Linked DNA regions of Mus musculus: regions 1 and 3 are each linked to region 2. A link is a loop called in an ENCODE intact Hi-C map of the cell type or tissue named here. Cell type or tissue: heart. All regions are shown on one strand. Region 1 overlaps Nav2 (neuron navigator 2). Region 2 overlaps Nav2 (neuron navigator 2). Region 3 overlaps Nav2 (neuron navigator 2).

Region 1 (2,500 bases), 54 kb before region 2:
CACACTCCTGCTATGCCAGGAGGAACAACTGCACTGCCCCGACTGCACTACCTGTTCCGGGGAAAACTGGAGGCAGGTGCAGCCTAATGAGCTGGGGAGATGCCTGGCCTATGGCAGCTTCAGAGCCGGCAGCTGCCTGTGTTTACAAACAGGGGGAGGGGGAAGGAAGGGGAGAGAGCAAGGGGGGGGGAGAGAGAGAGAGATTGAGAGAGATTGAGAGAGAGAGAGAGAGATTGAGAGATTCCAGGTGGAAGTGTTGCCTGAGGACTGAGGAGGTAGATAATTCTGGCCAGCGGGCTCCAAACTATTATCCCACCTAACAACACTCCACTAGCAGACACTGTTGATGCTAATTAGCCACCAAATCCAAGTTAATTAAAAGCTAATCGGGAGGCTAAAAGGTGGTAGTGTGTTCGCAAACCTCACTCTCTCTGTCTTCAAGAGCAAGGTGAGATGTCACCAGCAAGGACTAAGCAGTTCCCTTGGGCGCTGGATGGTTGGACTTGGTTCTGTGGTTGGATATTCTCTTTCCCACAGATAATGGCTGGTTGATAACCTGCTGCGCCACGGGACAGGGAATCAGTGTTGTTGAAGCAGGAACTTCTCTAACTGGAGCAGTGTGCTCCCATTCTCTTCCCCCACACCCTCTGTGGCATGCAGATGTGGCATGCACACAGGGCTGCATTCTTAGAGTGATCTGAGAACTGTGAGAAAGTTAGTAACGTCAACTGTGCTGGAAAGGGCACCCAGCCAGGACAGCCCACCGGCACCCCTGGTCAGGACTGCAGCAATTGACTGTTAGGTAACAGGTGGGCCTTAACAGGTGGGTATCACAAATGATGAAAAGGCGTGGGCCCTGACTCACCTTCTGCAGACAGCCCCTGGGTGTTGATTCCCTTAGCTGCCAGGAAATTCAAGCAGGCATCTATGTTTTCAATCTAGAGGGGAAAAACACAAGACACGTTTAATAACCATTCAGCTTTCTCCAGACCCACTCACGAGGAGCCAACAGCAAGCAGAATGCACTCGAATTGACCAATGAGATAGACGGGAGCGACGAGGTTAGGACTCTCAAAACGCTGTCTGTACTAGCGCAGGAAGCAGTTACTTAATATCCTAACCACACGGTGCCAAAAGTCGAGGCCTTGGACTGCTCACAGATGCCAAAAATAACCAGGGCGGAATGAGATCTCTCATCTTGATCAATGTCACCACAGTGTGATCCTCAAAGCCGGAGCAGTTGCCAGTAACACGGAGGTGGAGATGAAATTGATAGACCCACCCATCCTCCAGTTGCTGGGGGGAAATTTCCAGTCAGTAAAGAAGCAGGCAGTCAGATGTCCACATGGTGAGCGGCAGTTTCAGCAGGAACCAGGGTTTACCCACAAAATTCTCAGCCTGGCAGGAATTGCAGGTGACCACAGAGTCCCATGACCTCTGGGATGCCGCTGTCCTTTGTCCTCTCTGTGGCAAGGATAGAGCCACCAGCCGGAGTCTGGGAGGCTGCCCGTGTTTGCTAGTGTTGACACCAAGGCCAAGGGCAAATCGATGTCAGGCCTCGAACAAAAAAGCAATTAGGTCATTCCCAAAGGTCTGATTTGACTTCGGCTGTCAGGCCTAATTACTTTTTTTGTTTTAAAGGAGAATATTCTGGCTTGATGAATGTCTCTGGTGACCAAAAGTAAAAGAAACGGCTTTTAACTGGGCACAGCGACCTTTGGACATCACAGAATTTGCACTACACAGTGCCAGTTCCACCACTCCCATCCACAACTAATTCCTGTAATGGGATTTCCCAGACTCTCCAATGTTTATATGCACTCAACCCAGTATGTACGCCACGGAATTTATTCTAAATTAACAGAGGACTGCCTTTCACAATGAACATATTGTCCTTATCCCCACTCTCAGGCAATGTCTTGATGGCTCTAGCTGGCGAGAGTGTTTTAGTTTAATAGCTCCGAGCACAGCTTGGCTCTGGGCTGGTCCTCATGAATTTGATTCACCCTCCTCTATGAAGTAGACTTCATTCTGCCACTGACTTCTGGCATTCTCCCTTTCCACTCCAGCTTGTAGATCTGCTCCTACCTCCTGAGGCCTTGGGTTCCAGGAGGGTGTTAAAACATCGAACAAATTCCATGCTTTTATCATGGTCTCACTGGGAGGGTGGTCCCCACGGTGGTGGTGGCTCCCACTGTTTAACTCATTAAACAGGCCCCAGGCCACCTGACTGAAACTGTGCCATCTTAGAAGAGCCCACACAGCCTCCAGCTAGAAGTAACTCTCTGTAGGGAACCCCCTTTTTAATTTATTTGTTTATTATATGTGTATGAGTACACTGTAGCTGCCTTCAGACACACCAGAAGAGGACATTGAATCCCATTACAGATGGTTGTGAGTCACTATGTGGTTGCTGGGAATGAATTGAACTCAGGACCTCTGGAGGAACAGTCAGTGCTCTTAATTGCTGAGCCATCTCCCCAGCCCCACCTTTGTTAAA
Region 2 (2,500 bases):
ACGGATGCCCAGTTCCCTGGCAACCTTGTTGCTGTGACGAGCCAGCACATCTGGAGGATGAAAGCAACAAGAAAAGGCAAAGGGGTTGGCAAGATGCCTCTGCCAGTGAAGGCACTTGTGGTGCAAGTCTGGGGATGTGAGTTCAAGTCCCCAAACACACACAAGCAGAAAGAAATACTGACTTTGTAGAGTTTTTCCTCTGAGAAGATTCAGAGGCCTCAGGACAGCTGGGTGGTCCCAAACCCTTGTCAAACCATCTTTATGAGGGGGGCTTTCCCTCACATCATTCATATTCCTGCAACACAGTGTCTGCTCACAAGGCAAAGGCTGTAGGGCTTACACATTTGACCGTTTTAAGGTCAGTTATATACAGCATTCAACTAAGCACAAAGGAACACCACTCTTCTCCAAAGAAGGCTTGCCACCTTGGGAGGCTAATGTTGTCTCAGAAGTTGGGCTAGCAGCTTGATGGGGAGGGGGCTTGATGGGGAGGGGCCGGGGGAGCTTGAGAAGAATAAGCTAACGGGGAGCTCCCACTCATGAGGCTATAGCTTCTTGCCACTCTCTTAGACCCTAACAAAATGACCACTCTGATTGTTAGATCGCACTGGCATGATACCAGTGCCCAATACTGCCATCAGCTGTGTGTGACATGAATCATCTGAATGCTAAGGAGATACTAAAGAAGAAAAGTGCATCTTGCCTCTTTGCAGTGAACACAAGCTCCCATGTGGATTCTCCACACATGGGAAGCTGGGTTGTCCTGGCCGGGGGCAGGGAAGGCTGTAATACCCTTCCTAAAAATGCCATGTCACAGCTGGCTGGGTGTGGTGGTCCATGCCTTGAATCCCAGCACTGAGAGGCAGAGCCAGGTGGATCTCTGAGTTCAGGCCAAGCTAGGACAGCCAGGGCTACACAAAAAAATTCTGTGTCTCCAAGAGAGAGAGAGAGATAGAAGAAAATATATATGCCAGAGTTGCCAGGGTCTTAACAGGTAGGAACTCCTTCTAGCTCCCCTCTCAAATCTTTCAAGTCCCCAAACTTTGAAGCCCTCTAGACTACCCCTCTACACCTCCAAGCCTTGACACAGCCCATCTTTCTCCCCATTGCACCTGCTGAGGCCCCACTGGGAAGCCAGATGGAAATGGCCACACCTGTTGCCATAGTGACCCTGCACATCTGGCCTCTGGCTTCCTCTGAATTTGTGCAACTGTATCTTCTCAGGCCACCAATAACTTCCAGACATACCCTTCTCCATCTGCTCTAAAGACATACATACCATCGAGCCTTCCTGCGCCAGGACACTTGACACAGAAAACAACGGGGGTGGGGGTTGAGGGGGGTGGTGAAGAGCCATCTCTCAGAGAACTCAAAGCCTTACCCAGCGCAGACAATAAATCCGAACCGTCCTCTCAACAAAAGCCCAATTCAAACAAGCTCTCCCCAGACACCCCTGCCAATGCCCCTCACTTGCTCACCACTTTATAATGGTCACAGGAATCACGACTTTGGTCCCGAGCAGGGACCCATACGTTGATACTTATTGGCATAACTGGACCCCTGCTGGCAGGCAGTAGTGTGATCCTCAGCGGTCAAGCAGCCGGTGCCCTCTCTAGGGGGTGTTTAGTTCAAAGCAGTGTGGAGGCGTGTGAAGCCTCCGAGGTTAATTTTAGCTGTGGTCAGATTTCCTTACACGGGCCACCTCCTGAACAGCCGCAGCTTACGTTACCCCAACCCTTGGGGCGGCCTCCTGGCCCCCTGCCCTGGCTTCTTGGTGCTGTGATTCCTGCACCTCCGTCACCCCCACCAGATTCTCTTAACCCTCTAAAATAATCCAGCTCTCTGTGCTTACATTTTCATGACACATTCAGGGGAAATACATCACGGTTTCTTTGGCTGCCCCAAGCAAACAAACCTGGGGAGCCGCCCCCTCCCTTATCCAGTGCTTGGCAGAGACTACAGTGGATGTTCGGGCTGAGCAAACTTCACCGAAGCCTGCAGGCTTCCAGCTTCTACACGGTTTCCAAACCCTCCCAACTCACCGGGTGCCTCCGTGCTTCTCATCTTTTGCCTCACACCCTGTTTCCTGCCCTTACATTACATTGCTTCTCACAGTCCACAGGGAGGAGCGTCTACACGCTTGAGTCCTGCAAAGAAACGGAGTTCACCTGGGCTTAGCTTTCCCAGGGATCTTGACAAAGCTACGGGGACCTCTGCCCCGAAGCTACAGGGGCCTCTGCCCCGAAGCTACAGGGGCCTCCGGCCGGATGCTGGCCCCAGGTGTTAAGCAATGGAAGAAAACAGGCTTTAGGAAAAGAGTCAGCAGAAACCGATCTTTTAAGCTCTTACATCCTGCCAAACTTCCAGACAGAGGCATGGCGGCTTAGCGATCTAGTCTGTGCTGGCCTGCTTGAAATGGCCTTGTTTCAATGTAGTCAAGAAATGGGAAAACCACACAATCTAGAGTGGCCTCTTGTGACCTCCAAACAAATATCTTGTA
Region 3 (2,500 bases), 66 kb after region 2:
GTGAATTCACAAAGCTGAAATCTCTATGCTTCCCACTTCATCACACTCCCTTTGAATCATGGGAGATTTTCATTTTTCAGAGTCAAGACCAAAGGATTAGCTGGCCTTGGGATCATGAGGCCTTCAGAGGGAGCCACGCCTGTGACTCAGCTCCCTCAAGTCCCAGACAGAAGGAGGCCAGCTCACAAATGACAAATGGGGCTGGAAGACCAAATGGGCTTTGCATTGGCCTCGAGGTCTTCTCTTGGGGAACAAATATGGAGTCTGCATGATCCTAGAAATTACTCCTAGCAGCCTTCAAGGCTTGGAACTCAGTGTTCCTTTCCAGGGAATAGCTTTTTTTTTTTTTTTTTTTTTTTACTGAGAGCTCACAGATCTGCTAAGTTCCAAACAGGCACATGTAACTCAGCCCAAAGGATTTCCCGCTGTGGGAATCTTTGCTCCAACATTTTCAAGTCAGACATTGCCCTCATAAGGAGCTTAATTCTTACACCTTGCTGTGCAGGGAGAAGGGAAGTAAGTGAGCTGATTGCATTCCACCCCGAGCTCAGTGCTGACGGGTGGGCTTAGTTACTGCCTGCCTCCAAACTCCTGATCATGCAGCCTATGGTGGAAAGAATCAAGTTCAAGCCCAGTGTAAAATCCTAGCATTTGATTCAAACTGGGAACCAGGTCACGGCAGTCAGCTTATCCAGCGACTTCAAAGCGGCAAGGATGGAGCACAATGGGATGCCCCCACCTGTTTCTCATACCTTGGCCTTCCCAGTTCTATTGCCTGGTACTGGGACGTTTCTGGCCTGGGAAGTCAAGGCTTGTCAAGGCTGTGTTAACTCTGCATATAGAAGAATATCGTCAATAGCCTCTGAGCATGTTCAAAAACAAACTGAGAAATGAATCCATCCTGCCAAATGTACAGTGTGATGCCGCTTCTAAAAAAAGGAGCCTGTTAGAAATTCAAGAGCATCTCACAGCCCTGCTTAAATAATCTGTGGGTGGAAAGTGCTGGAAGCCTTCTGCCTGGTCAGGAAGGGAAGGGTGCTCACTCACTGAGACACTTCAGGTCTGCACCAGACCATCAGTCACAGACGTGTGGATGGGTCCAGGTGCTAGCCATCTCTACCCACACATGTCCTTGATCAAGGTCACTCCCACCTTGTGCTTCCGCAGCATGGTCTGTAAATCATTCTTGCTCTCTCCCACAGTCTACAACTCCTTCATGGTGCGCTGAGTCCTGAGACACTTCCGGTGGAAAAGGACAAAAAGTAGTGCTTCGCTTCTTCATGAGTTTGAATACTCCAGCACACAGGGAGCTTCCCACAAGCCATAGAGTAAACATTGTATCTGTGCAAATACCCAGGTATGCACCCTACTACACTACTGTGCCACTATACTCAGCGTGGTCTCATGCAGACACGACGGAAGTAGAGAATATTATGGCTCTACCTTTCCCTGAAGAAGTCACAATACCTATCATTAGATCCACAGATAAAGACACCAGAAAGGTTACAGAGTAGACATTACAGAGGGAGGACTCAGCCCCAGCCCAATCTGTGACAATCCTAGTGTCCCAATCTATTTCTTTTCCCTTTTTGGATTTCAAGAACTGGAGGCAGTAGTGTGTATGGTGTGTGTGTGTGTGCATGTGTGTGTGTGGTGTGTATTCGTGTGTGTGTGTGTATGTATGTGTGTGGTATGTATGTGTGTATATGTGTGTGTGTGCAGTATATGTATGTGGTATGTATGTGGTATATGCGTGTGTATGTGTGTGGTGTGTATGCGTGTGGTGTGTATGTGTGTATGTATGTGTGTGTGGTATGTATATGTGTGTGGTGTGTATATGTGTGTGTGTGGTGTGTATATGTGTGTGGTGTGTGGGTGTGGTGTGTATGTGTGTGTATGCAGTGTATGCATGTGGTGTGTGTGTGGTGTGTATGTGTGTGTATGCAGTATATGTGTGTGGTATGTGTGTGGTGTGTATGTGTGTGGTATGTATGTGTATGTGTGGTGTGCATGTGTGCAGTGTGTGTGGTGTGTATGTGTGGTTTGTATGTGTATGTATGTGTGTGGTGTGTGTGTGTGTGTGTGTGTGTGGTTTGTATGTGTATGTATATGTGTGTATGTGTGTAGTGTGTGTGTATGTGTGTAGGTGCTACAGATCATTTCCCTCTGAAGTACAGATAAATTGGTGCACCCCTCCATCTCCTGGACATGAAGACCCCAGGGCCTGAGAACATCCACAAGGTCTGTATAAAAAGCTGGGGGAACAAAGGGACTTGGGGCAATTTTCTCGGAAGGGAATGCCATCCTGATCTTTGCTGTTCTGCGGGTCAGTTCTACCTGCATAACAGAGCTGCTGCCCCATCACAACCTTCCCACTGAACATGGCAGAGGTGGTCCCAAGATAGCGCGGCCTGCAAGCGCTGACTCAATGCTCTCATGCTCAGGTTTCTGGGCTGCACACCACCTCCCTGCCACCCCTTGAGCCACCAGGGAGCAGTGC

Evidence for each region. Peaks named below come from ENCODE experiments on the same cell type or tissue, not always from the same donor. Only the 100,000 strongest peaks of a DNase experiment are listed, where the experiment ranks them.
Region 1: a loop joins it to region 2, with 5 times the contacts of the local background. A loop is called at or near these places in 4 of 42 quality-filtered maps.
Region 3: it touches region 2 in a loop (2.2-fold over the local background); 2 of 42 quality-filtered maps call a loop at or near these places.

Annotation. Positions count from the first base shown.
Region 1 is chr7:49,396,521-49,399,020 of GRCm38, reverse strand. Nav2 (neuron navigator 2) reads right to left here. Exons shown (of 39, transcript NM_175272.3): 4 at 866-938. Among named protein-coding and RNA genes, the nearest start is that of Gm51447, 41 kb to the left of the region's middle. In heart, no CTCF peak of the experiment used is centred here; DNase peaks (open chromatin) are centred at 1,330 and 1,470; H3K27ac peaks cover 401 bases.
Region 2 is chr7:49,342,607-49,345,106 of GRCm38, reverse strand. All of the region lies in intron 1 of Nav2 (neuron navigator 2), which reads right to left. The region is part of intron 2 of Gm51448 (a long non-coding RNA gene); the gene reads left to right. Among named protein-coding and RNA genes, the nearest start is that of Gm51448, 6.8 kb to the left of the region's middle. In heart, a CTCF peak has its summit at 1,558; a DNase peak (open chromatin) is centred at 1,676; H3K4me3 peaks cover 1,278 bases; H3K27ac peaks cover 1,533 bases.
Region 3 is chr7:49,276,390-49,278,889 of GRCm38, reverse strand. All of the region lies in intron 1 of Nav2 (neuron navigator 2), which reads right to left. Among named protein-coding and RNA genes, the nearest start is that of Nav2, 31 kb to the right of the region's middle. In heart, no CTCF peak of the experiment used is centred here; no DNase peak of the experiment used is centred here.